3 separate regions of the Homo sapiens genome follow, and all the other regions are linked to region 1. The links are chromatin loops, found by intact Hi-C in ENCODE. Cell type or tissue: chondrocyte. All regions are shown on one strand. Each heading gives the region's core, and the rest is flanking DNA. Links, peaks and the distances in the headings are about the cores only.

Region 1 (10,732 bases), core at 2,733-10,732:
GAAATTATGTGAAAACTCCCATCTTATGGGAAAGGCTAAACAGAGGAGAAACCCTGGGCTTTTGCTGGTGGGGGAGGGGTTAATGTCAGTTCTAAAGAAGATTCACATTTTCATTGTTTCATTGAAGCCAATTCAATTTTATGCAGGAAATGGCTGAATGGAATTATATTTCTAGGAAGCCATACAATTAAGTAGAAAGCATTAGTAGTTCTTGACCCAGCTCTGCTATTAACTGCCCTGGGCAAGTCCCTATACCTAGCTACATTTCCACTTCCTAGACTTCAAATGTTCTATGTACATTTACCAATCCATTGAAGATAAATGAGATAGCAGTGATTACAAATGTCGGGTATTGAATTTGCTGCCACCTTAAAGCTGTCCCAGGCCTATGGGCTAAAAGTGAAATAAGAACTTCCCTACTTAGTATAATACTTAGTATAAAAAGCTCAGGAGGTCTTATCCCTAAATAGATAAGATGTGGAGTGAAATCACTTTAAATAGACCTGATTTATAAGCAGGGTTAGGTTTGGTTAGACATGGATAAGATAAATGTATTGACTATGAATGTGTTCAGCTCTTGTATCAAGGACTTGGCAAGTAGTCCTTGGTTAACACCTGCTGCTTTCAAATTTCTGAATGGCTTCCCATCTGAATCTGGAAGTCCTACAGCTTTTCTCCTCCAGGGCCTATTCTTGACTTGCGGATGACAACCGTTTTTTTTACAGCCAGCTTTTCTGTTTTGTTCTGCTCCCTCTAGAGGTCCCTTCCCCTACCTCTGCCTCTGTCCAAATATCTTAATAGTGATATCAAAGAAGGCAGAAGTCAGGTTTTGCCATTTCACTTGAATTCTGCCCCAGAGCCTCTCTCAGTTTGGAGCAAAGTGTAACTGAGTGTGGTGTAACGAAGTTCTGTGGATGATGTTGATGATGACGAATAGTGGGGAGCGATTTTCACAGCCAGGAGCTTGGCTCTCAGCTTTTGTGGCGCCTCAGACTCTTCCCTGGGATGTGTAGTGTTCCATGCTGGCAGCATGCTGTGAACAATGAAAATTGTATTCTGTAGTCTCTTTCAATATGCTGTGACTTGGCAAGGGCTGAAAGCAAATCATGCACCTGCATAACCTTTTCAGCTTGACAAAGAATCTCTCTCACTCCCCCTCTCGCCCCTCCCTTCCACAGGAAATGCTCCCAGACGACAGCACGAACAAGCCCTAATTAAGTCTTTCCTCAGATCCCGACGTCTTTTCCTCCAACCACATCTTGGGTTTAGATGTGTAAGTAAGAGGAAAGTGGAGAAATAAAAATCAGGTATAAGACACAGCTGGAAATTGGGACCTATTTAATTGCAAGTAAAGCCTAAGACCCCGGCCCTGGTGGCTCTTTGGACAGTTCACATAGAACAAGAGACAGAGTAAACTGATGGAGGAGTTAAGATGCTTTTGATGAAAAAACTGGTTGCAAATTATTTAAGAACATTTTCTCAGACTTTTTGCGTTTCTTATATTTGTGTCTGTCTCTGAATAGAAGAATCTCAATGTCTTTCAGGATATTTAAGGATCATATACGTAAGGTGCCTCATGCTTCCTTGAGAAGTCTATGAACACATCCTTACAATTATATGCAAAATTTTGGGCTTTGTTTACTTATCTGAAAAAGAGAATCCACAGATTTTATAATGTCTCCAGGGAGTTCAAGACCCACCGCTTTCCCCAAAGTTTAAGAACCACTGGTATTATAGAAGAGAAAGAATAGGTCTAAAACAAAATCTGGAAGGATGGCCACGTCAGGAAGCCACAAAGAAAGAGTGGAGCCTATGAAAGTTAGAGAAGGATGAAATTCCCAGGCATCCCCATGGGAGACAGTAGGGTGGTGAAGCTCATGCACTGTGGAATCATTTCATCTGAGCTCACAGTCTAGTGTCTCCATCTATTAACTGTGCTGGCTGTGTGCCCTGGGGAAGTTACCTCTCCAAGCCTCAGTTTTCTAATCTATACAATGGGATGATAGTGCCTACCTCAGAGTTGTTGCAAGGATGAAGTGAGGCTATCCATGTAGCATGCCTCTCTGCCTCCCTATTGGTATGATGTGTGTGTGTGTGTGTGCATGTGTTGTCTCTGCCTCTACACATGTATTTTCCATTTTCTTGTCCACTTTATGCCTCTTTCTGGGCTGACTGAAGATTCAAGAAGGCTCTGAATTCTGTTCTGCTGTTTTTTTCTGATTTCTTTAGAAAAATAATCAGTGTGAGGTGATGTCCTTGGCTGAATACCCCCAGCTCCACTAGGACTTGTCTTCCAGCCAGGCTGAGAGCCATGTGTTTGAGCTTTTCCAACCAGGGTAAGGAGCAGTAGATGTTAGGAGCCTCGTGCTTAGAGCCAAGTGAACCAGCTTTTTCTGGGAAGGAGAGACCAAATCATCCCTGGGAGGATAGAGCCTGTCTTCTGCAGTGCCCCAGATAGCAGCAGCCTTAGCTGCTGCCTCTGTGGCCTACTTCCTTTTGTAATTTGCACAATAGGCCAGAAGATGGGGCTCTTGACCCTGGAGTCAAGGGCCAGAGGCTCTGACTTTTTCCACATTTGTACTGGAGAGAAGTCAGATCCACCAGTCCTCCCAGGAATCACCACTACTTCTCAATTCCTTTCCCTACCCTACCTACTCCACTTCTGCCATGGCTGGGACTTGCCTTCCAGGGGAGTGGGGGATGTGGGCACATCTTTCCTTTGGCCACCATCCTCGGCTCCTGAATTACCACGTTGCTAGAGTCAGTCTTTCTGACGCCCTGCCTCAGGTTTCCCCCTCTAATCCATTCTCCCCTAAGGGCAGATTTTGGAGATGGTACAATTTTTATAGGCCAATACAACATAGTGGTCAAGAACTCTAGAATCAGAGAGCTTGTTCTTGACTCGTCTCCTCAGGTGAATCTTTCCCCACCTCCTCAGAGAAGCTCTCCCTATCCCATGCCAGTTACTCTTGATCACATAACTCTTTATTTACTTAACAGTAGTGATTATAACTAGCGGTTATCTTGTTTGATGACTTGTTTACTTTCTCCCACTTGATTGTAAGGCTTATGAGGCCAAGGACACTGTCTTAATTGCTGTTTTCCCAACACCTAACATAGGGCACGATACATAGGTTCTCAGCAAAAGTGTTTTGAATTAATAGATGAATGATGGAATCCCAGCTTCATGACTGCCTGACCTTGAGTAAGTTGCTTAACTTCACTGAGCCTCAGTTTTTTACCTGTGAAATAGAAAAAGAGTAGAGACATTATGACTATTAAATGACACAATGCATTTATACCACTAAACCCAGGTTCTGGTGTGTGGAAGTTTTCCCTAAAGCCTTCAGCGTCCTGCTTTTTATCATTTAAGAAAAATAAAGTCTGAATGAATTAGCCAGATCTCCACAATTTGATCACAGCCTTTTATTTTATTTATTTTTTATTTTTTTGAGACAGGGTCTCACTCTGTCACCTCGGCTGGAGTGGAGTGGTATACTGAAGCCTCTCCTGGGCTCAGGTGATCCTCCCACTTCAGCTTCCTGAGGGGCTGGGACTGCAGGTGCATGCCACCATGCCTGGCTAATTTTTTTGTATTTTAAAAATAGAGATGGAATTTCTACATGTTGGCCCAAGTTGGTCTTGAACTGTTGGGTTCAAGGGATCCATCTGTCTTGGCCTCCCAAAGTGCTGGGATTACAAGTGTGAGCCACCATGCCCAGCCCACAGCCTTTCTCTATCACAACTATTACCTCCCACTGCTCTTCTCAATAACTTTCTGCTTTGGCCCAAATTGTGGCTACCCTGAATGGGCCATGTGCATTATTATTCTTAAGTCTTTGCCTAAGACTTGAGATGCTTGCTCTTCTTACCTTGGGTCAGCTAAATCTTACCCATGTTTTCAGACTTAGCTCGAATCCATGTCCTCTGTGAAACCTTCCTGAAGATCATTTTCTCTTCTGAATTTTTGCAATCTTCATGGTTTATATAATATTACTCATTAACATATACCCTGTTTCCCTGATAAGCCTGTTAAGCTCCCTTGGAGATATATATTTTAGATTTCTCTGCCTCTACAGTGTTACTTGGGCCTGTTCATTAGTAGGTGTTCAATACATTTTTTATTAGATTGAATTAAAAGCATTCATATTTACTAAGTACTTTCTATGTGCCTGGGATTGGTTGAGGCTCTGTTGAGTATACAGAAGGGCATAAGAAAAATAATCATTGCTTTCAAAGAACTTATAATATTTTAGTAAGCTAAAGTCAACATATAAAGTACTTAAATAACCACAGCATGACAACTGCTATAAGAAAGGTATGAAGTGCCTTGAGAATTCTGGGGAGGGTGAGATGACATCTGTTAGGGGTATCAGGGACAGTAGAATAAAGAAAGGCTTCTTGGAAGAGGGTGGCTTTTGAGATTAACTTTGAAGGATGGTTAAGATTTTGATGGACAAAAATGGGGATGAGGGTAGGATGTGAATTCCAGATTCAAGATGACAGGATTAGTAAAGAGATTGATGGAGTGTGTGGCAATGAACACTAAAACGCAGAGACTAGACAGGAGGCTTATACAGGACATCAGAAATACAATTCTGCTTCAGGGATACTGAAGCCCAACCTTGTTTCCAATTTCAGGACCAACACAAAGGATGGTAAGCAGGGGTGGAAAGTTTTAACATGTATCAGACTACCTTCCCCAACTGTAGCTTCTTTAGGGGCTGAGAATTATTTGCAACAATTCTTCCCCTGACCCCAATTTGGACCTACCTGAAGTCTGGTATGATAGTGCATATAAAACAAAAGGCCCCACGGCCGGGTGCCATGGCTCACGCCTGTAATCCCAGCACCTTGGGTGGCTGAGGCGGGCAGATCACCTGAGGTCAGGAGTTCCAGACCAGCCTGGCCAACATGGTGAAACCCCGTCTCTACTACAAATACAAAAAAATCAGCCGGGCGTGGTGGTGGGGACCTGTAATCCCAGCTACTCAGGAGGCTGAGGCAGGAGAATCGCTTGAACTGGATAGGCGGAGGTTGCAGTGATCCAAGAACACGCCATTGCACTCCAGCCTGGGCAACAAGAGTGAAACTTCGTCTCCAAAAAAAAAAAAAAAACAAAAAAAACAACAAAAAAAAAACAAAAAAAACCCAAAAGGTACCTTTCTTTTTCTTGAGGAGAGAGGGTTGCTTCGATTTTAGCCAGCCTCTCTTTTCTTATAAATCCAAATCAAATTTAATGCATTATTCATGATATTCTAACCTTGTGTTAAGTCAGTAGTTCTGTTGCTAAATAATAGTTTGCCTTAGATCATTTCCTGGAAAAGTTCGAAGCCTTTTTGTGGAATTGCTTCAACAGTCATCCTTAGCTCGACCCTGTCCGTGTGTTTTGCTTCTGACTTGAGACTCAAGAAGAAGACCTAAGTCATAGTGAGACTGTGAGGGAGCCTGACACTGCCTGCCTTCTTCAATTTAATGCTCTTTAATCTGGCCATTAGCTCAAGGAAAAACAATTAATTTTAGAAGGCCCTCTCCCCTCATCCGCAATTACCTCCTCCTGCAATCGCGAAGGATGTTTGCCCGGAATTTAAACATCATCTCCCAAGGAATGAAATCAGAATAGGCAAAACCGACACTTTCCCAGTTTTCAAGGGTCAGGTGCAGCTGCAAATAGAAGCAGAGATTTTCTAGCAAGCAGTTGGAAGGACCTTCACGCCCAGAGGCCCCTGAAGGGAGGGAGGCGGTTTCCAAGGCAACCGGGCCCGGGAGCGGTTGGCTCCCCGGCTCCTCCCCCTCCCCGCGGTAGCCCAGGGTACCGCCGGACAGCGTCCTCCCGTGCTCCGCGCCCTGATTGGCTGCGCAGGCCTCTCGCTGATTGGTTGCGGCGGATGCCTCGCGGGCCGGTGGCTATGGAGGCGGCGGCGGTTGATGGTTGACCGTTGGCTCCGGGGTGGGGGTCGCCGTTCGAGTGATCTGCTCAGACCCGACCAGAGGGCGCGGGCTGCTGATGCTTGGCTTGGAGCCCGTGGGGGAGACCTAGTTCGGCTCCGCCATGCCGGCCGCCGGGAGTAACGAGCCGGACGGCGTCCTCAGCTATCAGGTAGGGCCCCGCCTCCCGCGCCTCCCGCTCCTCCCCGGGGCGCAGCCTCCTCATCCTCTGCCCACCCTCCTTCCTTCTGCCCCCGAGCCCAGGCTTCCCAGGCCGCTCCCTGAGGGCGAGGGGAGGCCAGCCCGGGACACCAGGGGGCGCTCCGGGCGGTTGGGGACCAGGCCAGGGCTGCGAGAGAGTGACCTTGGGCCGAACCTGGGATCTGGCCCATCTCTGCCGCATCCCTTGCGCCGCCCGCCCAGGAGCCCTGACAGCCGGCGGGCGGCGACCTCTTGTTCTCCTCGCGTCTTTCTGTTGGAAGGGGCCGGCGTCTGGCCTCGCGTTGTCCTGCCAGAACGTGGGCAGAAAGGGTAGCAGGGACCTTGCTCTGGTGGGGCACGTCTTCTCTTTGTGTTTTTATTTCTGGGGGTTTCTGGTTCCTCAGTGGTTCAGAGGAAAAGCCAGAAAAGACTCTGGAGGCTGGGACCAATCCCTGATAGGGTGACCCGGTTTGTGACTCCCTCTGCCCCATTGAACAGACACCTGAAAACTTCTGGGTAGGGACTGCAAACTGGGCTGAGGATGTGTGGAGGGGTCAGGAACAGGTGCTTATTTAAGGGAATTAAAAAACCAAGGTTAAGTAACTGGTATTGGAACTGTTGGGGCGGCTAATGTAAGGAAAAGCATTGGACTAAGTGTTAGAGTCTGTAGTTTGAAATCCTACCTCTGCCTCACACAAACTTTGTGACCTTGAGTAAGTCACTTGCCTCTTTGAACCTCAGTTTCCCCAGCTATTAAAATGGGAATAGTTATGTCTGCTTTGCATGCTTCACAGGGTTGTTTTGAGGATCAGACGAAGTGCTGTTTGTGAAAGGGCTTTGTGGAGTAATGTTTATTGTGTGACACTCAGTGAATGAGTGGCAGCCCATTGAATTCTCACTCCCCGTTTCCTGTGCAATCAGATGGTGTGGTTTCTGCCTTGGAAAGAGGGTTGGAAGAGGAGGCAAGTCTGAAGTACAGGGCTCTGAAGAGGGTAATGGGCCATCTCAGGAAGGATGACACGTCTTGGAAACAAGTGCCATGTTGACCTCAGGGATGGTTTCCCCGAGGAGGCAGGGAAAATATCCTGAGTTTGCAACAAAATGAGTATCAGACACTGACTCTCTCCTCTTCTTCCTGGTTAATAGTTTGCTACAATTAATAGAAGATACATCCTTCTTTCCTTGCTCTGTCTGAAAAGAACAATATCTAAGATTTTGGAAAATGCATATCTAACCCCCTTAAAGCCTATTAAATGTATTCAATCTCTGTTTGGGATACAATGGTAAGAAAAAATAGGCAATGTTCTTGCCCTCCTGGAGCGTATCATTTAGTGGGGGAGGGGAGAAGTACTATTTTTAATCAAATATCACACAAATAAATATCATAAACTGTGATAAATGCTTTGAAGAAAGATAGGCAGTGCCATAAGCGTGTATAACAGTGGTTCCAGACATGGTCTCAGAGAAGATTTTGCTAAGGAAGAAAATCTGGGCAAAGAGCTAAAGGATGAATAAATGTTAACTGAGGGAAGAGGGGGATCACAGGGCCTGAGAGGCAAAGAGAACAGCTACACAAAAGACCTGTGGCAGAGGGGGACACACCTGGTTAGAGACCTGAAATGAGGCCAGTGTGGTGCAGCAACAAGGAGCGATGAGGGGAATGGTATATGAGATGTGTTCTGGGGTTATAACACACAGGGCCATTTGGAGCCCATGCTGAGGAAGTTGACATTTATCTGAGGAACAAGGGGAAGCCACTGAAGGGGTTTAAGTAGAGGGGAAAGGGGAGAGAGGGGGTCTCTCCTAACCGGGAGAGAGAGAGAGGGCATGAGAGAGTAAATGAGATCATGAACAGATTTTCTTTTTTTTTTCTTTTCTTTTTTTTTTTTTTTGAGATGGAGTCTTGCTCTGTCGCCCAGGCTGGAGTGCAGTGGTGCGATCTCCACTCACTACAAGCTCCGTCTCCCAGGTTCACGCCATTCTCCTGCCTCGGTCTCCGGAGTAGCTGCGACTACAGGCGCCTTCCACCACGCCCGGCTAATTTTTTGTATTTTTAGTAGAGACAGGGTTTCACCGTGTTAGCTAGGATGGTCTTGATCTCCTGACCTCGTGATCTGCCCGCCTCGGCCTCCCAAAGTGCTGGGATTACAGACGTGAGCCACCGTGCCCGGCCCAGATTTTCCTACTGAAAGATTTCTTTGGCTGCAGTGGGGAGAATAGGTTGGAATGGATGTGAGGATACAGTGTCCTTAACATGCAGAATGTTTACAGGTTATATTATTGAGGGCATCATGACCCTTAGGTTTCTGTTAGTGTTCTGTGAAATTAGTAATTCTTGAGTACTTCTGGAGTAGGATAGAAAATATCTCCTTTATATCTAGTTTGTGAAACTTTCTTGGGTGGTAGGGTGAGGAGAAGAAAAGGAATACAATGGGAACAGTAGGACCTCATGAAGGCTGGAGTCAGGTAATAGGCAAATGGAAATTTGAGAGATAGGGAGGAAAAGAGAATGAGGGTAGAAGGAGGAAAGGAAATGGGGATGACTTGGGGGAGAGACAGTCAACTGACTGGCAATGACCAATTAAACCTTCTATGTGCTAACTAGGCTGTGTGGAGATGGGCCTTGTAAAGTGAGCAGATTGTGTAACTTGATGTAAACAGAGAGGTTCCAGACATCACCTCTAAATATCATAAGGCTGTGCTGTTTTGGAAGATGTGAGCTACTGTCCTAGCCTTCTAACAGTTCCCTCTGCTTTCTTTCTTGCCCTTCTGTAAGACTACTCTCCACATGGCAGCCACAGGGAGCTTTTAAAAACACAAATCAGATCATGTCACATCTTATCTTGAAACCCTTCAGTGGCTTCCTGGTGCCTTTTAGAATAAAATCCAAACTCTTTATCATGGCCTACCAAGCCTGAATACAATCAGGCTCTTGTCCACCCTCCCAGGACTGCCTCTCCTCCACTCTCTTTCTTGCACCTCCTCTGGCTTTCTGTTTCTTCAATACAGTAAGTCTTGCATACCTCAGGTGGGTCTTGTGCCTGTCATTCCCTCTGCCCAGGATGCTGTTTTACCCAGGCCTTCTCATGATTCAACTAGAATGTCACTTCCTTAGAGTGGCTTTCTCTGAACCTTCATCCCAGTCACTCTCTTTAAGATGGTCCTGTTTTATTTTCTTATAACATATGACTTACCTGAAATATTCTTCTTTTGGTTTCTTGTTTATTATCATCTCAGTTAGAAGCTTCTTGAGGGCAGGGGACAAGCAGAAAATCTTCTCACCTAGCACAGTGCCTGGTATAAAATTGGTGCTCAATTGCATAAGTGAATGAGCAGCTCTCCCGTATCCAAAGCCAGATGCCTCCCCTTAAGGAGCTCAAGGTCTAGTCAGGATTGGCACAGAGTGACAGATGGCCATTACTTCATTACACAACATCTCTTCCCTCTATGTTGTGCCTTTGCTCAGGCGTTGAAGCTGGAAAATCTTTCCCCTCCTCTCCGCCAAGAATATTCCATTTTAACCTTCAAGGTCTGGCTCCATATCATTCTATTATATTCGTCACTCACTCTCCCCTGCTCACAACACCTACCAAGTACTATCTTCCGTGAACCCTGACTTGTGGAATATACATATTCATCTCTGCTGCTCACCTGACAGCTCCATTTGCTGTTACTGTTAACTTTTATTGAATGCTTGCCATGTGCCAGGCACTATGCTAAGTGTTTTTCATGCATTATCTCACTTAATGCTCTCTATAACCCTGAGAATTATGGAACTTTATTATTGTTTTCCAAATGAGAAAACAAAGATAATAAAGAGGTTAAGTAATTCTTTTATTTTTATTTTTATTTTTTATTTTTTGAGATGGAGTTTCACTCTTGTTGCCCAGGCTGGAGTGCAATGGCATGATCTCGGCTCACTGCAACCTCCAACTCCCAGGTTCAAGTGATTCTCCTGCCTCAGCATCCCGAGTAGCTGGGATTACAGGCGCCTGCCACCACCCCTAGCTAATTTTTTTGTATTTTTAGTAGAGATGGGGTTTCACCATGTTGGCCAGGCTGGTCTCAAACTCCTGACTTCAGGTGATCCACCTGCCTCGGCCTCCCAAAGTGCTGGGATTACAGGCATGAGCTACTCTGCCAGGCATAGAGAGGTTAAGTAATTCTAAGTGCCAGGGTTGCTTGTGGCCCTGCCAGACCCAGGGCTGCATCTCTGCAAAGGATGTGCCCTTAATCACTGTGCATTACTGTGGCTGTGTCTTTGTTGCCTATAACAGTACCTGTCTCTGAATAAGCACTCACTAAGTGTTTGGGAAGGCAGGATGGGAAGAGACTGCAATGAGGGAGGCCAGCTAGGAGGCCATTGGTATAATTCAGGATGAGTTAATGAAGACCTACATTAGTCATCATTTTGATGAGATCTCTGAAGGTGTTTATGGAATTTTTATTTATTTTTGAGACAGGGTCTCACTCTGTTGCCCAGGCTGGAGTGCAGTGGTGTGATCTCAGCTCACTGCAGCGTCGACCTCCTGGGCTCAAGTGATCCTTCCACTTCAGCCTCCCTAGTAGCTGGAACTACAGACATGAACCACTATGTCCAGCT
Region 2 (9,788 bases), core at 64-8,063, 450 kb after region 1:
TTACATAGTTTAGTTTAATTTAACTCATTCCATCCTCCTGTGAAGTAGACACTAATAGCCTCAGTTTACAAGTAGATATACCACACACACAGATCCACACCACAACACACAGGCAGCATAAGCATTGAATTCATTATTACTATCCAACAGATAGATGAGTGGGGTAAAGAAATCAGGGTGAGCCTGGGACATTTAATAACTACTGTGGGAAGATGGGAAGAACACCAGGGAAAGCTCAGCATGGGGGTCAGGCACAGGGCCAGCTGGGCAAGTGGTAGAAGAGGAAGTTGAGCCTCAGCCCACGCCCATATTCTGAGTCCCCACAGCACTTGGAGTGGTGCGGAGGGTGGTTCCTGGTTCAGTTCTGCTACCCACCAGAGGGGTGATCTTGCCCACCAGAGGGCAACCGTTTACCCTCTTGAGACCACATTAGCAAAATGGTGGGGGAGGCGTACATAATACCTGTCTCCCAGGGACCCCACCAGGATCAAACTCCAAAATGCTCATGAAAGCCGTGTAGGGCTTGCTGATGAAAGGGTGCAGGTTGCCAGCCGGGAAAACTGGGGCTGGAGCTATGCTTTGGCTCTTCTGGAACCATAGCTCACTGCTGTATGACCCTCCAGAGTGGGGGGCTGGTGGAGGGGCTGGGTCTCACCAACCATTGCCCCCTCTGTACCTGGCCTGGTGCTCATCTAGAACTCCATAGGTATTTGTGGAGTGAATGCCTGCGTGAGGGAAGGACCAGGGCATAGGTAAGAGGAGGAGAATGAATACATGAGTGAGAGGCAGAGTGAATGAAGCAGGGACTGGAGACGCCCTCTGCCTCTGAGCCTCAGTTTCTTCATCTGTGAAAGCCAGTGGTGGGGCTTGGCCCACTTCTGTCTCTGGGCTCCAGTGTGAATCAGACAAGATGGGGCCACTCCATGGAAGCCCCTCCTTGCTATCTATGCAGGGCCCCCAGGGTGGACGGGGGGAGCTGAAGTGACCAGTGTTCCCCTCCCCCCATCCCTGTCCCCCGGAATTTATAGATTCCTCATTGTCCTGCACAAAGGCCTTCTTGAGGAGGGGGCGGGGTGATGGAGGAGACGGGAGAATTAGAAAGGCGGAAGCTGAGCAACAGCCAGCCACACCCAAGGCCCCATAAATCTGCCCAGGCCCCTGTAAGATGGACTCGCTTTGCCGCACTTGAAGCGGCTTGCAGGGCTCCTGCTGCTGGGATCAGCTCACCTTCCTCACAGCTCTGGATCCTCAGCAAGATGGGGGGTGGAGCTGCGGGGGGCATGAAGACAAGACCTGGTGGTCAGGGAGGGGTGACTCACCTTGCGTTATACCTCTGACCTCAGAAAGTCCTTAATCTTGTTCCTGTGCTGCCCCCTGTAATTCTAGTCCACAGCTGTTGGTTCTGAGCTGAAAAATGAGCTTTTTGTGGGTACTCTGAGTCTTTTTGTGGGAGTGGGCCTGAAGGCTCAGACTCTAAGAAAATGGCCTCCTCCCCCACGCTGGCCTCTGGGTAGTGGGTGGGAGGCTGAGGGTGGAATTGACAGATGGTGCGGTGTTTAACAGATGACGGGAAACAAAATTACTCAGCTGCCGTGTCTCTCCATCTTCCCCATGGAAGGAGATGGCCTTCGGACTGGAAACAGACAATGACCTCAATCAGGAGGCTGTCAGAGGACAGGGAAAGAGAGAAGCGACGGGGTATTAGGGGTATTAGGGCACCATGAACAGGTGTACAAAAGACCTGACTCAGAATCCCATCCCTGCCACACACCAGCTGGGTGATCTTCAGCAGATCTCACAGAGTCTCTGTTTTCTCATCTGTAAGATGGGTCAATGAAAAACCCTGCCTTATCTTCCTCACTGGCTTTTATGAAGATTATATGGATTCTGTGTTTGAAAGATGGGCTTTAAAGACTTGCGAAGGTGTAAAGATGTAAGAGGTTATCTACTGGAAACTCTAAGTGCCGGCCCACTAGTTGTTGACGGAATCATTTTAAAAACTTTTTTTTTCCTTACAACAAAACAGAATAGAGTAGAAAACATAACAGTGCTTTACAGTTTCAGGAAACGCTGCTTGTAGTTACATGTGCATTCATGTGTCCTGGGTCCAGAAGTAAATGTATTTACTGTGGATGACGGTCAAAAAAGTGAAATACTCAGAGTAGAGAATATTCTTCAGTGATATCTCCAGAAGGGAATGGTGGATGAATGGAAACTGACAACATGAAATATATCAGGCTAAACATAAATGTAAAAATTTTTGTAAACAAAAATGTACACTGGCTCTGAGCAGCTCAGTGTAACTGCGGTTGGTGGTGATGGGTGGAAGGGCTTACGTAGGACTTAACTGACTGCCCTTTTGGTGGGCAATGAAGCTCTCTCTGCTGTGTAAGACACCTTGAGCCTGATTCCTGAGAATGCTGTCCCTGAACGCCCACTAGGCAATGACCGTGGCTCCCTCACCGTGGCCCTGAGCTGTGCCAGAGGGAATGGGTTATTTAGCGAGAACCTTGAACTCATGTGCCCAGGCCTCCCCTCCAGTCCACTAGGAGTGCAGAAGGATTTGCAACAGGTATGCTGTAGTGGTGGTCAGGACACCCCTGCCTGAACTTCACCCATGACCCTTGTCCTCACCCCCACCCAAGGGGTCATAGTCCAGTGAGGGTGAGCTGGTCAGAGTGGACCCTAAATCAATCCCAGACCTTCCTGGCTGGCTCTGAGTTACAAGCTGTGGGCTTTGTGATGCAGATCATGATTCGGGAGTAGGGGGCATGACCTATGGCAGGTCACACAGGACCCCTAGAAAGGGCCAGAGCTGGGGTCAGAGGCCACCTCCTCCATTCTCTGCCCTGCTCTGCTGGGTCCCATCCTGCATCTACCTAGTCCTTCAGCTGGGCTGGGCCATTTCCCCACTGACTGCCGGCTCCAGCTGTAACTGCCACCAAGCCTGGAGGCTGGGAGGAGAGGGGCTTCTGCTGGAAAAAGATCCCAGAAGAAAAGAAAGGGATGAGATGACACAGTATTTTGTTCCCAAACCAGACTCAAAAGTTTCCTGAGTTCCTTCTCTGTAGATTTGCCCCTGCACCGCCCCCCCGCCCCCCGCCCCACCACCTTCTCTTCTGATTGAATTCCGCAAGTCAAGACTCTGGGCAAAAATCCAGCCCAAAGGATTAGATGGCTGGAGATTACGCACGGCAGTCAGAGAGCAAGTTAGGGAGCAAGCAGTGTATGTTATCAGGGCTTAAGAGAGAGCATCAGAGGGAGAGAGAGATGGAAAGAGCCAGATGGCGAGATGAGAAAGATCAAGCTGAAGAAAAGGGGATGACAGGCAGACAGAAAGAGGAGTACCAGCAGAAGACACTGAAGAGAGTGATTGAGAAATAGGAGCGGCAGGCAAAGGAACATCCTTGTGAACTCCTGTCAGACCCCAGCGGCTGAGAGGTCCAAAGGAGGTTAATCCATAAAGGGCCTTTGCTTTTAATCCTTAAGACCACCAGCCTGAGACTGCAGAAGGCCCTGGCTGAAGTGTACCTGTGTCATCCAGGAGCTATCCATTATTTTACACATTAACCAACAACTCCATGCCCCACTACCACAATCATTTCTATCAACAAAGGCATACACAGAGAGGGTCAAGACCAGGCCTGGGGAACTTGGCAGGGGCTGGGAAGGGATCCCTATTGAGTCCTCTTGAGGAGGGAGGCCTGGACAGGGCACTTCAAGACAGGGCATCAATGCAGGTAGAAGGTAGAAGAATCCTCACACTTGGCCATGTGCTGTGGCTCACACCTGTAATCACAGCACTTTGGGAGGCTGAGATGGGCGGATCACCCGAGGTCAGGAGTTCAAGACCAGCCTAGCCAACATGGTAAAACCGCGTCTCTACTAAAAATACAAAAATTAGCCAGGTTTGGTGGCACATGCCTATAGTCCCAGCTGCTCGGGAGGCTGAGACAGAAAAGAATCGCTTGAACCTTGGAGGCAGAGGTTGCCGTGAGCCAAGATGGCGTCACTGCACTCCAGCCTGGGCTACAAGAATGAAACTCTGTCTCAAAAAAAAGAAAAAAAAAATACAAAAGTAAGCCGGGTGTGGTGGCTCACATCTGTAATCCCGGGTACTCAGGTGGCTGAGGCAGGAAAATTGCTTGAACCTGGGAGGCAGAGGTTGCAGTGAGCCGAGATCGCGCCACTGCACTGCAGCCTGGGCAACGGAGCAAGACTCCTGAAAAAAAAAAATCCTCACACTTGGGGTACCCATCCAGGTTGGCTAAAGCTGATATACAGAAATAACTACAGAAATAACTCCCTTTCCTTTGAGCCAGAAACGGAACCCCACAACCCTCCTGTGCATCTGCCCTGCCAAGACCCAGACACTGCACCTGACCCTAGAACCCTCAGCTATAGCCTCAAGCCCTGTGGGGTGGGGATGCTCTTCCAATTCCTGCCCAGACCTGCCACCTGCTGGCTGACAGTGGCCTCGCAGTAACAAGACCCTTGCTGAGGCTGGGGTGATTGGTGCTAGAAGTAGCTTCTCTGGGCTTGGGGAAAAGAGGATTTGAAAAGCAAAATGTGAAATCCCCATTCACCTACCTACGTGTTCTTATGGTCTCTCTGCACAGGTTAAAAAGACTCTGTCCCTAGGCCAGGCACGGTGGCTCACCCTTGTAATACCAGCACTTTGGGAGCCCGAGGCAGGCGGATCACGAGGTCAGGAGTTCAAGACCAGCCTGGCCAGCATGGTGAAACCCCGTCTCTACTAAAAATACAAAAATTAGCTGGGCATATTTGCACGCCTGTAGTCCCAGCTACTCAGGAGACTGAGGCAGGAGAATCACTTGAACCCGGGAGGTGGAGGTTGCAGTGAACCAAGATCGGGCCACTGTATTCTAGCCTGGGCAACAGAGTGAGACTCCCTCTCAAAACAAACAAACAAACAAAAATAAGACTTCTTGTCCCTGACCATCACTCCTGCATGATGCTGGGGGTGATCTTCAGGCCAGAGGAGAATCTGGAGGGGAACTCACATTTACTGAATGGCCGACAAGGTACTAGATGCGGGAGACACAGAGATAACCAAAGTCCTGGGATTATAGGTGTGAGCCACGGCACCTGGCCAAGAATGAGATTAATGATAACTAGTGTGAAAAACACAAGCACTGAACTGTGTGCCTGACTCAGAGTAGTTTTCAATTAATAGTGATTGAATGAATGAATTAGAGCTACCACCAAGGGATGACGAACTCTGTGTGCAGAGGAAAAGAAGGAAACAGACAGGGAAATATTTCTGATTCTTTTATATATTTTTTTCTATCATTACCAAGTAGTAATTATCTAGGTGGAAGATTCAAACATTATACAAGTTTGAAAAACAAACCCGCTGGGCGCAGTGGCTCACGCCTGTAATCCCAACACTTTGGTAGGCCGAGGCGGGCGGATCACGAGGTCAGGAGATCGAGACCATCCTGGCTAACATGGTGAAACCCCATCTCTACTAAAAATACAAAAAATTAGACGGGCGTGGTGGCAGGCACCTGTAGTCCCAGCTACTCGGGAGGCTGAGGCAGGAGAATTGCGTGAACCCGGGAGGCGGAGCTTGCAGTGAGTGGAGATCGCGCCACTGCACTCCAGCCTGGGCAACAGAGCGAGACTCCATCTCAAAACAAACAAACAAACAAACAAAAAACCTTTTTCTTCACCCTTCTCTTATTCCTCCTCTTTAAGTTAACCATGTTTTAAAGAGCATCATTTTGTCTAGAGGTTCCCCATCTGGGCTGTACATTAGAATCACATGAAGAGATTTTTAAAATCCTGTTGCCCAGGTTGTGCCCCAGACCAATAGTCTCAGAATCTCCAGAGTGGGTTCCAGGCATCACTATTTCTAAAAAGTCCTTAAGTGATTACATTGTGCCGCCAATGTTAAGAATGACCATTCTGGCCGGACACGGTGGCTCATGCCTGTAATCCCAGCACTTTAGAAGGCCAAGGCGGGTGGATCACTTGAGCCCAGGAGTTACCAGCCTGGGCAACACAGCAAGACCCCGTCTCTACAAAAAATACAAAAATTAGCTGGGCGTGCTGGCGCATGCCCGTAGTCCCAGCTACTCAGGAAGCTGAAGTGAGAGGATTGCTTGATCCCGGGGAGGTCAAGGCTGCAGTGAGCCATGATTGTACCACTGCACTCCAGCCTGAAAGACAGAGCAAGACTCTGTCTCAAAAAAAAAAAAAACCATTCCAGCTCTTTCTATGCATTTACAAAAAACACGTAAATAGCCAGACTCTCTCTCTCTCTCTCACACACACACACGCATATGTATATTGTAGAGACGGGGTCTCACTATGTTGCCCAGGCTGGTCTTGAACTCCTGGCCTCAAGTGTGTGTGTATATGTGTGTGTATATATATGTATACAGTATACTGTGTGCCTGTGTGTTTGTATGTGTGTGTGTCATTGCATTTGGCTTTTTTTCCAACCATGAACAAGGTGGCTCAGAGAGATTTTCAGGGCAAACCATGTAGATATTTATCTTCTTCTTGAAGATAAATGGAGGCATTGAATGGAGGCATAATCTACAGGTGCCTCTAACCTTTCCTCTACTGATGAACATTTAAATTGTTTCTAATTTTTTTTACTGTTACAAACAATGCTTCAAGGTATATTCAGTATGTCTTTTTAAATTTTATTTTATTATTTATTTGTATTTATTTATTTTGCAGAGACAGGGTCTCCGTGTGTTGCCCAGGCTGGTCTTGAACTCCTGGCCTCAAGCAATCCTCCTGCCTTAGCCTCCCAAAGTGCTAGCATTACAGGCATGAACCACTATGCCAGGCCTACTCAGTCTATCTTTGCTCACATATGCAAGCACTGTTTTGAAAAAGATTTCTAAAAGCAGAATTTCTGGGTCAATGTGTATGTACATTTGTTATTTTGATAGATACTGTCAAAATGCTTTCCAAAAATACTTCACTAATTTACATTCTCCCCACAGTGTAAGCACTTCATATTATTAATGTTTAATTTTTACCAAACTGATGGGCCAAAAGCAATATTTCATTGTTATTTTAATTTGCCTTTTCCTGCCTATTTGTGAGGTTAAGCATCTTTTCATATGTTTATTGGACATTTGTATTTCTTTTCTTTTTTTTTTTTTTTTTTTCGAGACAGAGTTTCGCTCTTGTTGCCCAGGCTGGAGTGCAATGGCACGATCTCAGCTCACTGCAACCTCACCTCCGCCTCCCGGGTTCAAGTGATTCTCCTGCCTCAGCCTCCCGAGTAGCTGGGATTACAGGCATGCACCAGCACACCTGACTAATTTTGTATTTTTATTGGGGATAGGGTTTCTCCATGTTGGTCAGGCTGGTCTCAAACTCCCAGCCTCAGGTGATCTGCCCACCTCCACCTCCCAAAGTGCTGGGATTACAGGTGTGAGCCACCGCGCCTGGCCTGGCCATTTGTATTTCTTTTATGAATTAATTGACCATGCTATTTGCCCATTTCCTATTGGGCTTTTTATTTTATTTATTTATTTATTTATTTATTTATTTATTTATTTATTTAATTTTGAGATGGGGTCTTGCTCTGTTGCCCAGGCTGGAGTGCAGTGGTGTAATCTCAGCTCACTGCAACCTCCATCTTCCAGGCTCAAGCCAACATTTCAGCCTACTGAGTAGCTGGGACTACAGGCACAGGCTACCATGCCTGGCTAATTTTTTTTTTTTTTTTTGGTATTTTTAATAGAGACAGGGTTTTGCCATGTTGCCCAGGTTGGTCTCTAACTCCTGGCCTCAAGTGATCTGCCTGCCTCAGCCTCCGAGAGTGTTGGGATTACAGCCGTGAGCCACCACATCTGTCTCCTATTGGGCTTTTTTGCAATTAATTAGGAATAGAGGAAATTCTATTTCCAATAATATGACTGGCTGGATTCTGGACTGATTTTTCAGCATAAGTCATGTAAAAATGCTGGTTGAAATACGCAAATTATTTTAAAAGTGTAGATGTGCTGGCCAGATAGCAAGAAAGTATTAGGTTAAAGTCTAAGGGAAGGCAGGAACTCAGAGAAACAGACAAAGGAATCCTTCTTTAGTGTGAGGATATTTGTCGAATTAGGCAAACTTGAACTTCAAATTTCACAGTCTCTATTTTTGATAGAACCAAGGTGAGGAATCTAATAGGAGATTCTCTAAAAAGCTATGACTCCAAAGGATTCATCGTTCATGTAAGATTGAACCTGAAATAAATCTATCCCGCTGTCACATCCAGAGGACTTTAATGAAAGCTGCCTCAGTGCTGAGCTGATAGCAAGGCTGTATCTCTGAGTTGTAACCACCAGCTGATCTTTGCGCTTATTTGCAGCCCTGGATGACCCAAAACTATCCAAGTTAGGTATTTAGTTTAAAGTGGTTCAGGACTGGTTAGTACCTCTACATGCCTGGCAGGAAAAAACAAAACAAAACAAAACAAAACAAAAAAACTTCATATTCTCTGAAGGAAGATACCTTAGTCCTCAGCCTCAAGAAATTTCTAACATCATTTTCTAGGGAAAATAATAAATAGCTCACAGGGGGAAAAAAAATCTCTAGGCTGGGCGTGGTGGCTCATACCTGTAATCCCAGCAGTTTGGGAGGCCAAGGCAAGAGGATCACTGGAGCCCAGGAGCTCAAGACCAGCCTGGGCAACATAGTGAGACCTCCTTTTTATAAAACAGAAAAAAAAAATTAGCTGGGCATAGTGGCAGGTGCCTGTAGTCTCAGCTACTTGGGAGGCTGAGGTGAAAGGATCACCTGATAGAGTGAGATACCACCTGATAGAGTGAGACCCTGTCTCAAAAAAAAAAAAAAAAAAAAAAGGTAAATCATAAGAAATCCATACCTAAGCATTGAAGTAAAACTTAAGAACACCAAAGACAAGAAGAAGACCTTGAAGACTTAAGAAAAGAAGGCCGGGCGCAGTGGCTCACGCCTGTAATCCCAGCACTTTGGGAGGCCGAGGCGGGCAGATCACCTGAGGCCAGGAGTTCGAGACCAGCCTGGCCAACATGGTGAAACTCCGTCTCTACTAAAAATCCAAAAAATTAGCCAGGCGTGGTGGTGGGCGCCTGTAATCCCAGCTACTCGGGAGGCTGAGGCAGGAGAATCGCTTGAATCCGGGAGGTGGAGGTTGCAGTGAGCCGAGATTGTGCCATTATACTCCAGCCTGGGAAACAAGAGTGAAACTCTGTCTCAAAAAAAAATAATTAAATTTAAAAAAAAAGAAAAGACAATCTTTAAAGGAGACACACTGAACTCTCAACAAGATAATGAAAGCCAGAACCCAGTGAAATACTTTCCACACATCATGGCACCGAACAACTGAAAAATACACAGTCTTTTAAAGCACACATGACGTATTTGGCAAAATCTGATCATATACTAGATTATAAAGCAAGTCTCGATTGATTTTAAAGATTTGACCACAGTGCTAGAAATAAGTAACAAAAATAATTTCCATATGTTTGAAAGTTATTAAAGACATTTCTAAATAATTCATTGATCAAAGAGGAAATAAAAATGGAACAACTAAAGTAGTATTCAATGGGAAATTTAAGGTCTATAAGGCTTATATTCAAAGACTTGAAGAAAGGATGAAAATTAATTAGCTACACACATATCTCAAAAAATTAGAAAATAAGAGCAATTCCACTTGTAGGTATACACTCAAGAATACTTTTTTTCTTTCTTTCTTTCTTTTTTTTTTTTTTTTTAAGACAAAGTCTCAATCCAGCGCCCAGGCTGTAGTGCAGTCATGCAATCTT
Region 3 (10,857 bases), core at 1,091-9,090, 260 kb after region 1:
TCATAGAGGGAGTTGCTGTAGAAACACAGAGAGGTACAAGTACTTCAGAGAAGGGGTTTGGGGGAAGCCCTGGGCTGTTTGTTTCTTTGAGAAGCCAAGATATGGAAGAGCTATAGCTCAGCCCTCGATATGTTTCAGATGAACCCTAGGTCTCCTACTTCTCTTTGCTTTTAGGATTAGGCTTTTTCTGCAGCATATCCCACCAGAACCAGTATGCTCCATTACAGGAAGAATTTCACTGCAGTACAATGTCAAACACTAGGGATGGTGTAGTGGGCGTTTGTAGAATGAATCTAGCTCAATACTTTTCCATTGGGAAGAGAATGACGTGACTCTGGTAGATTAGGAAAGGAAAGAATAGAAGATAAGAAAAGAACTTTAAAAAACATCACTAATACTGTGCATTGGGAGTACATAGGCTGATCATTATTTTGGAACTGTGGAGGGAAGCATAAGATTGGTTCCTGCCCTCAAAGAACCAAAAGCCTAATTGTAGGGGATGGAGGTTAAAAAAAAAAAGGTGGGGGCTTTTCATAAATGACCTGTATCAGGTTAAGAAGGACCTCTATTACTAGTTTGTTGAGTACTTTTATTATGAAAGGTGTTGAATTTTGTCAAATGCTTTTTTCTGCATCTATTAAGATGATCATGTGGTTTTTCTCCTTTATTAATATGTTGCATTACATTGGTTGATTTTCAAATGCTAAACTATCTTTGCATTCCTGGGATAAATCCCACTTGGTCATGGTGTGCAACCCTTTTTATATGCTACTGGATTTGGTTTGCTGGCATTTTTGTTGAGGCTGTCTGTGTCTATATTCATAAGGGATGTTAGTATAGAGTTTTCTTATGATGTCTTTGGTTTTGTATCAAGGTAATACTGGCCTTTAGAATGAGTTTAGAAATGTTCTCTTCTATTTTGTGGGAGAGTTTGTTTAATTCTTTAAACATTTGGTAGAATTCATCAGCAAAACCGTCTGGTCCTGGGCTCTTCTTTGTGGAGGTTCATTTTTTAATGCAAGGTACAGAAGAGTATTTATGGAACAATCCCATGTGAGAGAGAGACTTTTTAAGGACATAGATGTATGCTTTTATTTACATAGAAAATTTCTAGAAGGATATACAAAAAAACTGGCATCGAAGGTTATCATTAGGTAATGAGATGGAACTTGGTCTTATGTTCCTTTTTTCTTTTAAAAAAATTATGATCATGCATTGCTCCAAAATTTAAAAATAAAAAACTACTTAAAATGACTAGCATTTATTTGGCCATTTGCTCTTTCACTCACACAGTGAGATGTTAGGACTGTGTATCTGCCACTGGCCTGTCTCCTTAGGAACTTGCAGTCTAGTAGGCCCTTGCATCTCTCAGCTTCACAGTCTGCTCTCCCTCTTCCCTATTTTATTCTCCATCAACACTGAATTACTGGTCAATTCCCTAAAAAAAACCTGCAGCTACATGCTACTATGCTTTCATACATGTGATTTTTGTTCCCTTACCTTTCCATCCCTTCTCACTAAATCTGCCCAATTAATTTTTCTTAATTCTTGTTTGTCCTTTAAAGCCCCTTCCAAATATTAGTTACCTTCCTTTGTGAACTTCCCAGCTCACTCTCTTTTTTATTTCCCAGCCAAGGGGAAAAAAATCTCTCCCTCCTGCTGCCTCTCATACATTATGCATATTTTTGTTATTGAACTTTGTACTTACCCTGCATCATAATTACTAGCTCACATATGTGTCTTCCCTAAAAGTACAGTTTTATTCAGTGTTGTGTCCTGGTAATTAGCACAATGCTTGGCACAGAATAGATGCTCAAAAATATTTTAATTCAATTGAATTCAGAACACAGGGCATTCTGGGTAGAATGAGCCACATAAACAAAGGCCAACGTTATGAATTATGAGAACCTGTTCCGAGGACATGAGCTAGTTTGGCTAGATGGGAACATTCATACTGGGAAATATGATTTAATTATTTTGGCAAGGCTGATATTGGGGGCTCTTGAAAGCCATATAAAGCAGATTGAATATTGGTAAGTAAATATTGATTGAATGAAGAACATTTCTCACTTCCTTCCAGTCTTTGCTGAAATCTCTCTTCTCAATAGGCTTATCCTGACCACCTCTTTAAAACTGTTGCCTCTTTATTCACCCATCCCCTGACTCCAGCATTCTTGATCTTCCTCTCCCTGTTCTTCCTCCTTTTCCCATAGCACTTGTCATCTTCTGTGTAGCACAGCCTATATGATTTACTCATTCATTACAGTTTTTATTTATTGTCTGTCTTTCCCACTAGAATTTAAACTCTTCGGGCCAAGACTATCTTGTTCACTGACCATTCCCAAGCACCTAGAACACTGTCTGACACATAGTAGGTGTCCAGTCAATATTTGTTGAGTGAATGAATCCTAAATTAATGAACTTCAGTATCGTGTACAGAGCTGGCATAGAAGCTTAGGTATGATTCAAATGGCCTGTTTCTGAAAGAAACAAGTTTATTCTGTAAAACTGCCAAGATTGCATCAGCTATTTGTATTATAATCTGGGCAGGGCAGAGGGAGGGAGGTGGGGCAAACATTGTGTTAAGTTTGCTTGTTTAAAAACCAAGTTGGGAAGTAAAAAGTATTAAAGACTTTTGAGTTTATGTATTCCTTACCTAGAAATCATTGTTTCATGTGGTGACTCATACCCATGCTTTAATAATTTCTCTCTCTTTCTTTCTCCACAGACCTTTGTAGTATTAAACAGAGGGAAAACTCTCTTCAGATTTAGTGCCACGCCTGCCTTGTACATTTTAAGTCCTTTTAACCTGATAAGAAGAATAGCTATTAAAATTTTGATACATTCATATCCTTTTCGGCAAATGTGGAGTGAGTGCGGCAATTGCATGGTTGCTTGTTTACCTTTCCAATATTTGACAACTGGATTATATGTTAAGTTTTTTACTGATAGTGTAGTTAACTAGCCCATCAGTCAGAGGTTTAAGAGTGAACTCCTGCCACATCCCAAGCTAAGCTTCAGCAAATTATTATTTTTTTTCTTAGGATGATATTGTGGGAATCTGAAATTTTGTTTGGTATCATTGTATGGACAAATTAAAATAACCTTTGTTGAAGTCTTAACTTTATTTAGTACTCAGACTTCAGTGATTTCTTTCTGTGGCCAACTATTCAGCTTAATATATTAAAAGCCATTATTAGAGGTTTTTGAAAGTCCTTCTTGAGTTACAAATAGTTGGATGAATGCTTTAGAAATCAGCTTTGAATTTTTAAAAAATTTTTTGAGCAGTGAGCTTAGAAAGTGAGATAGTTCTCAGATGAAATAACCTCCTTGTTACAGAGGTTTAGATGCAGATTGTAGGATAAATAGGAATTTTTTCTGGTATTTTTACTCACCTTAAATAGAAAAATGCCAATTTATTCAAGTGGCCTGAGTTACACCTTATTAACATATGAGAGTGCATGTGGCAAATGAAAAATTATTTGATGGATTTAGTGATGTTGCATGGTGGCTTGAAACTTCCATGGCTGGTCGATATTTAACAGCATGTAGTCCCATGCTTCGAAGATTACTGTATCCTCCAAGTAGGATGAGGAAGCCAGCAGTGGCAACTTGGTGAATTGGTTTAGAAGCTTTTGCCACATTTTATTAACTCTTGAGAATTTAGCAACATGGTTGTGAAATCTGTAGTTTAGAAGCAACACACTTCTGAAACCTGAAAGTTTATAAGGAAATAAATAATTCACAGTGGACTTCTTCCTTTCTGTTGGATCAGAAGATGGAGTGTTTTTTCTCTTCTGGTTCCAAAAAGCATGAAGACAAATCCAGCTGTAATGAAGAAAAAAAAATCCAGCTGTAAGAAATATTTTCTCTTTTTAAAACTCCACTGGTAGAATAAAGATAGTGAATGCCATTAACAAGAGAGAGTGAATTAGTGGCAAGTGGGATATGGCTCCCAGGCTCTAATTGGCTCTAATTGTCTAATATGACAATTAGAGTTTGAGTAACTTGTGCTGACCTAAAATAGTTTAATTTTTCTCAGAGATAAGAACAGAAAGGCCTGAGAAAAATTCTGGATGGAAATGAAATGGCAGTATGGTTTGCTATCCATAAACATTCCTGGACACTTTCAGAATGGATTTTGCTCTATTACCTAGTCTTCAGAAGTGTGGTGGTGCAGATGTCCTTGAAATCTTTACCTAACACGCCGCAGCTGGTTTCCCACATTGGACATATTCAACACATATGGGCTGTATTGGCTGATGCCTTGCCCCCAAAGACAATTCAGCCCTTTAGAAGGACTAGGGAAGGCTGGGTATGATGGCTCAGGCCTGTAATCCTAGCACTTTAGAAGGCTGAGGATGTAGGATCACTTGAGCCCAGGGCTTCAAGACCAGCCTGGATGACATAGAGAGACCTTGTCTCTTAAAAAAGAACAACAACTATGGAAAAAAAGTGAACCATTGCATGTAGATTTTCAAATAACTAGCTATATAAGATAATTAACTTACCAATAAATGAATACCTAGTCATATAGATTTAATTGATTTTCTTATCTGACAACTTTGGTTGAGAAAGTGCAAAGGTATTATACTAAGTGCAAAAAACATTTAGAGGCTTAGTCTGTAGTTGAGCTGAAAAGTGGTTAGGGGAACATGTTTCATCCAAAGGGAGTAGAACAGTGACGGCCCTTTTGAAAGAAGGAGAATAGCTGTCCTTCCCCATCCATCCACAGTTCACAGTGGCATGCTGTGTTTATGGTGGTGACCACAGTTTTCATTGTCACCTTGCATTTTTCTCTTCTGTGCTTCATCTCCTTTCAGGTTATTGATTTAGATCTGATACCCAATGGAAATGTGTTTGTTTTTTGAGAAAACAAAAGGCAGGCCAGATTTTAATATTGCCCCTTGACTCTTCTCTACAGTATTTAGCATGATCATTATGTGCACTATTTTGACCAACTGTGTATTCATGACTTTTAGTAACCCTCCTGACTGGTCGAAGAATGTGGAGTAAGTAACTCATTTATGTGTGTGCTTGTTTGTTTTAAATATTTTTAGTCACTAAATCTTGCTTTGCCACAGTTTACCCATCAAGGAGAAAAAAAATTAGTTATTGCCTCTCTTTATTTCACAGAGAAGGCTGAAAGTACATGTGGAATTTAGGAAATAGCCCTCCCTAAAAGTCAACTCTAGAAATTACTGCCCTTCACTCCACCCTTTCCTGTGCCAGGCAGTGCCGTTGCCCTGCAGCCCCATCACCATCTTGTATCCTCAGTTCCTGGTGATACTGTTTTCTCCAATTTTAGGTTTCCCTGTTTTTTGACTTCTCTAAGGTTAAAAACAGCTCTGGGGGGCCTCCTTACCTTCTTCAAAATGATCATGTACTAGATAGCTGCAAAGTTAACTTCCTTGGAATACAGTTCAGGACCCAGTACAACATTCCAAAGGTCTTAGTTTGTGCATTTCAGTAAGTTTCATTCAAAGCATTTCTTTCTCCTCCTCACTTCCTTCCTGCTGCATTGGCTGTGCCCTTTCTGTTTTGTCTCTCTTAGTTGAAGCAACACTTCAGGCAAGTGCTAACTTAAAAGGTTCATTTAAAGTTTCTGTCCAGAAATTACCTCAAGCTATTCATTTCTTTGACAGGTACACGTTCACAGGGATTTATACATTTGAATCACTAGTGAAAATCATTGCAAGAGGTTTCTGCATAGATGGCTTTACCTTTTTACGGGACCCATGGAACTGGTTAGATTTCAGTGTCATCATGATGGCGTAAGTTCTCCCCTTACTTTATTGGTGTTCTGGGTGTGATTCTGTGTGTGGAGTTGTACTCCTGGGTCTGTTTGTAGGTGTGCATTTGTGGACACAGCTGTATGAGGAATTAATGGATAACCATGTAAGGCCCTGTGGGCTTATGTCTATGATTCTTGCTTGTGAGGGCCTCTTGTGGTTCAGGCGATGATAATGTGATTATGTGGGAGAAGGCAAGCAGAGGCTTTACAGCTGGGAGAGAAAGGAGGAGGTGATTTCCCATTGGCACTCTCTCGTATTTTATTCCTCCTTGTAACGATCACGGTTTGCACACCTATCATTACAAGGCCTCTGTGAAGACTTGAAATTTTTTAGTTGTAAACTTTCAGCTGAAAATTAGTTTCCTGGGTATGTCTTACCGTATGTAATTTAATAAGGCTGGCCAGGAGTTGCAGACTTCAGAGCACATTTTAGAGTCAAAACATGAGCCAAGGTACCCACACTGGCACTTCCTGAAGAGTTACTAACCAGAATTTCGAACTATTGCTCAAGATCAGTGTAACTCCACATTGGTATGTTACTGCTCTTGCTCATTTGTGTTGTTTTAGCAATAAAAATGTATCTTTGGGAAACTTAGCTGATGATAGAAGAGTTATAGCAGGCTTTAATATTTTTATTTCCAGGTTGGGAAAGCGTTTTGTGGTTTGAGAGTGTAGTGGGGGTGGTGTATAGGTTTTGCATGTATGCATGATGTGTAAGAAAGAGTGCATTTAAATATGTATTGATCTGAGCATCTGGTGGAAAGATGTATTTCAACTGTAAAATGTGAATAAATGATATGCATCGAATACTTGAAACTGAAACTGACTTTCTGTTATATAAAGGCAATGTCTTACTTTCTAGCATTATGAATACACATTAGTGTTCATTTAAAATTTTTAAGTGTCCTTGCTAGGCACAGAGCTTGTAATTAAAATGAGCACTTAACACAATATTTGCTCTGATCCCATGATTTGGATTTTCCTGAGCCCTGCTTTTGTATGTCACAGGCCAAAACTTCGTTTATAGACATGACTACAATCATATGATTACAACTCCTGATTAAGTCATATATACAGACATTTAGTCAATTTTGCCATTGTCAACTAGGGAGTTACTTTAATGTAGATTTGTTTTTGTGGGGCTCCTGCTGCAGAAATTTGTCTCCCTCTCTTAAGAAATTGTTCGCAAAACCTGGGAACATAAGTCTTTGATACCTCCTGGCCTTCCTTTTTACTAAAAAATGTGAATGGGCTGACAGTAAAGCCATTCTGATTGGGATCAGCACATTACTATGCTGATTAAAGGAGTAAATCCCAAAAACCTCCTTTCTAATATACTTTTGAATTCTTCTTGTCCAATTAAAAACAAATGTTCCTTAAATGTTTGTATTTTGAAGCTTTTCTTTTTCAAGGAAAAAAAATGAAACCATAGCTTGTATATAAGACCCTTTCTTCCCCCCATTCTCAAACCCTCGCCCAGTGGTACCATTACAAGTTAACTTTGGTTTGATTCTGCAGGTATATAACAGAGTTTGTAAACCTAGGCAATGTTTCAGCTCTACGCACTTTCAGGGTACTGAGGGCTTTGAAAACTATTTCGGTAATCCCAGGTAAGATGGTCCGGGGTTGGTGTTAGGTGTTGGGATAGGGCCCTGACGTGACGTATTGTACTTTTTGTTTTGTTGTGGTTTTGTTTTTTCCTTTGGTGTTTGTGTTTGTGTCTGTGTTTGTCACTTGTGTCTGTGTGTGACCTCCCTTACTACAGATATGTGACAGAGTTTGTGGACCTGGGCAATGTCTCAGCGCTGAGAACATTCAGGGTTCTCCGAGCTTTGAAAACTATCTCTGTAATTCCAGGTGAGAAAATTTGTACATAAGACTGACTTTGCCACATCTCCTCTTTCTCCTCCATTCGTTTTGTCCACCATTCTAAAGCAGCATCAGTACAGTTGATAATGGCCTTGCATTCTGCATGTTTTTCCTGGGAGACATTCTCTGGAATGGCCGTTGGGTCCTCAGGCAGTTTTCTCTGAGTGCTTGCCAGGCATGCAGCCCCCATTCCATCCATGCTATTGAAAAAGCACGTGCTTAAGAATCACTTGGATCTCACCATATTTGAAAAAATTGTCACAGAGCTAGCTGTCTCTTTGTATATAAATCATTTGCTTCCTGGCTCCATGGAATTACAGTAATTTTGACATTTGCCATCATTTCATTGCTTGTGATTTCTAGGCTTCCTATCGCATGGTTTGCTGATGGGACGTTATTCAAAGAATTATACATTTACTATTACTATATTAATGAAATTTTTTAATCACAGAAGAGATCTACCCAGTTAACTAATCCAGTATCAGAGACAAATTTAAGAGACTTGGAGTTAGTGAACTGCACTTAAATAATCACTGTCTATCATGTTCTACTGCTGTCTGTCTCACTAGAATAAGAACCAGTAGACATCTACTGTACATATTCAGGGTTCATTCTCAGACATAAATCCCAATGAAAGCTTATGCAGGCACTGTTAAAAAAAAATCAAAGGTAAGATAAGATACAACTAAAGGTATGGGCAACAAAAAGTATAGAAGTTTGAGGGGGAAAAACAGAATCAGTAGGTGAGTTGAGAGTTAGTTGATTGACAACCTCTTTAAAATTTGTGCCTTTTTCTTTTTGGTTCTGGTTGAGCTAGCCCAGTGGTTCTTAACCTTTTGAAGGTTTTGGATCCCTTTGAGAATCAGATGAAAGTTCACAGACCCCCCCCGAAGCCCATCCATGGACCCCAGGTTAAGATTCCTTAATTTAATTTAAATCATTGCTACTGGGTAATACTTATCTTTCTAAAGACCAGTCTTGAAATCTTAAAGGAAAGATATTTTAGTTAGTATTGTGAGCCTAAGATATACTGGCAGTAACTTGGCAGAGGTGAAGACTGTGTTGTTGCTCTTTGGACTTTAGTTGTGGTCATGGGTTTTCAAGGAAGACTCCGTAGAGACCAGGCTTTCCACAGCAGTTTCGTAGAAATAGGAATGTGGAGAAAGAACAGAGGCATCCTATTCTTATCCTATTCCTATTACGTGGCTCTTCCCCTTGTGGCTGACTCAGAAATATCTCTCTTTTTAAAATTTATTTTTATTTTCTAGAGACAGGGTCTCACTCTGTTGCCCAGGCTGGAGTGGTACGATGATGGCTCACTGCAGCCTTGACTTCCAGGGCCCAAGTGATCCTTCCTTCTCAGCCTTCCAAGTAGCTGAGACCACAGGTGCATGCCATCACACCCAGCTCATTTTTAAAAAAAAATTTTTTTGTAGAGACAGGGTCTCCCTATGTGTTGCCCAGGCTGGCTGCCAACTCCTGGGCTCAAGCAATCTTCCTGCATCAGCCTCCCAAAGTGCTGGGATTACAGGCGTGAACCACTGCATCTGGCCCAGAAATATTTCTTTTTCCCCTTTTTAACATTATCTCAATAGCAGATAGAGAGGGAAGCACAAAGATAGAATCCTGGAGAGGGCAGACTGGAATGTGGTTTACTGAGAACCTCAAAGAAGGTAAATTCATCTTCACCACTTACAAATTTGGGCCATGGAGTTGGCCAGTAAATCAGTGCCCTACCAAAGATGAATTCCTATATTTTTAGCGATGGTAGCTGACTCCCTATCAACCAAAGGCTGGGTGTCAGTTGGAGTATATACTTCTTGGCAAAAAACTACAACCTTAACTTACCAAGATTTAGTTCCTAGCCATTTTAAATCTGCTTAACAGAAAGCTCAGCTCATTCTCCAGACAGCCTCAGATAGCTCATTGATGGTGGCCTAATCTTTAGGCAAGCCCTGTCTTATTTTTTGAGGCATCTGGAATGCCACATCTTTACTTTCCTTTTTCCTATGGTGTCTCTCCTCCTCTGGCCCCTTTTAAATATGATCTTGTGTTTTCTGCTCACTTCCCTCAGCGTACTCTGCAAGGCATCTGTCTCTTTATGTTCCTGTGATCTCAAAACTTCTCTCCCAGAATTAAATTGGAAAGCTGTATTCTATTCACTAACTAGGGCAGCAGATGCTGTCTCTAGTCTAGCTCATAGCTTCTGTCTCTGTCTCTGCTATATGGTTAACTTTTGACCATGGCATTTCTGCAAGATAACTCTTGATTGGTGTCACGTTATTTATTCTTTGTATATATCCTTAATATGTCATGTTATTTATCCTTTATATATATATATATATCTGGAATATATGCAGTATCTAACACAGTGGTGCCTGGCCCATAGTAGTGCTCCATAAATGATTGTAGTAGCAGCACTTATGATTATAAAGAAACCTAAGCCAATAGAAAGGGTTTGTATCAAGATTTAGACATCAGCTTCACAGTTTGAAATAGAGTCCCAGATTCCTATTTCTAGAAGCACCCCCAATTGAGCTGGCTTTGGGAGGCTAACTGGGGTGGAAAATAACATTAAGGGATAGTAAAGCGAATAATAGATCACTGTCAGTAAATGGTATATTTGGTTCTTGAATTAAAAGTGTGGCTCTCAGTCTCAATCTTTTTGCTCCCGATTCTATGTTTTAGAGTTAGCAAGAGAAATCCAGTAATGAAGTTTCCCTCATGGGAAGTTTTCTCTCATCCCATGGGAAATTCTGAAATTGCTGATTATGCTTTCTCCCATAGAGGGCTGTTGTGCTATTCCTACCTGCCTGCTATGCAGTCTCCTTCCAAGGCGGGAGCACCAGTGTATGAGTCAGTGGATCTGGGCCATCTCTTGCTTGGAAGTATGTCATTTTGATTCTTGTGTGGTAGAGCTGGCCCATGATTCCCCCTTAGTAAAAACCATTGTTCTGTATACCAAGTTTTCTCGTGGATCACTTCAGTGGAATTGTTGTTCTCTTTGTCTTCTCCTCTTCCCAGTTTGGTTATAGACTACTGCCAAGGGTGCCAAAAATAGAATGTAAGTGAGAGCAACCACTGACCTGGAGCCTGCAAGGTCTCACAAAGCTCCCTGTGTATCAACTTCCTTTATGAGAGCTTTTCCTTTCCTAGAGCACTCACCCACCCCCAACCTGGGCTGATACTGTCCT

Evidence for each region. Peaks named below come from ENCODE experiments on the same cell type or tissue, not always from the same donor. Only the 100,000 strongest peaks of a DNase experiment are listed, where the experiment ranks them.
Region 2: it touches region 1 in a loop (5-fold over the local background); 48 of 110 quality-filtered maps call a loop at or near these places.
Region 3: a loop joins it to region 1, with 2.0 times the contacts of the local background. A loop is called at or near these places in 23 of 110 quality-filtered maps.

What each region holds. Positions count from the first base shown.
Region 1 is chr12:51,418,936-51,429,667 of GRCh38, forward strand. SLC4A8 (solute carrier family 4 member 8) reads left to right here and starts at 5,896. Exons shown (of 25, transcript NM_001039960.3): 1 at 5,896-6,100. The coding sequence starts at 6,053. It overlaps SLC4A8-AS1 (SLC4A8 antisense RNA 1), which reads right to left and starts at 6,393. Exons shown (of 3, transcript XR_001749147.2): 1 at 6,305-6,393; 2 at 5,552-5,664; 3 at 2,964-3,242. RefSeq lists enhancers at 816-1,317, 6,455-6,514 and silencers at 5,655-5,864, 6,135-6,344. In chondrocyte, for the core only: a CTCF peak has its summit at 6,215 (motif pointing right); a DNase peak (open chromatin) is centred at 5,986.
Region 2 is chr12:51,870,972-51,880,759 of GRCh38, forward strand. No RefSeq gene overlaps it. Among named protein-coding and RNA genes, the nearest start is that of ANKRD33, 12 kb to the right of the region's middle. In chondrocyte, for the core only: CTCF peaks have their summits at 358 (motif pointing right), 561, 4,458 (motif pointing left) and 4,660; no DNase peak of the experiment used is centred there.
Region 3 is chr12:51,681,446-51,692,302 of GRCh38, forward strand. SCN8A (sodium voltage-gated channel alpha subunit 8) reads left to right here. Exons shown (of 27, transcript NM_001330260.2): 3 at 2,729-2,847; 4 at 4,923-5,012; 5 at 5,646-5,774; 6 at 7,560-7,651. Among named protein-coding and RNA genes, the nearest start is that of SCN8A, 96 kb to the left of the region's middle. In chondrocyte, for the core only: no CTCF peak of the experiment used is centred there; no DNase peak of the experiment used is centred there.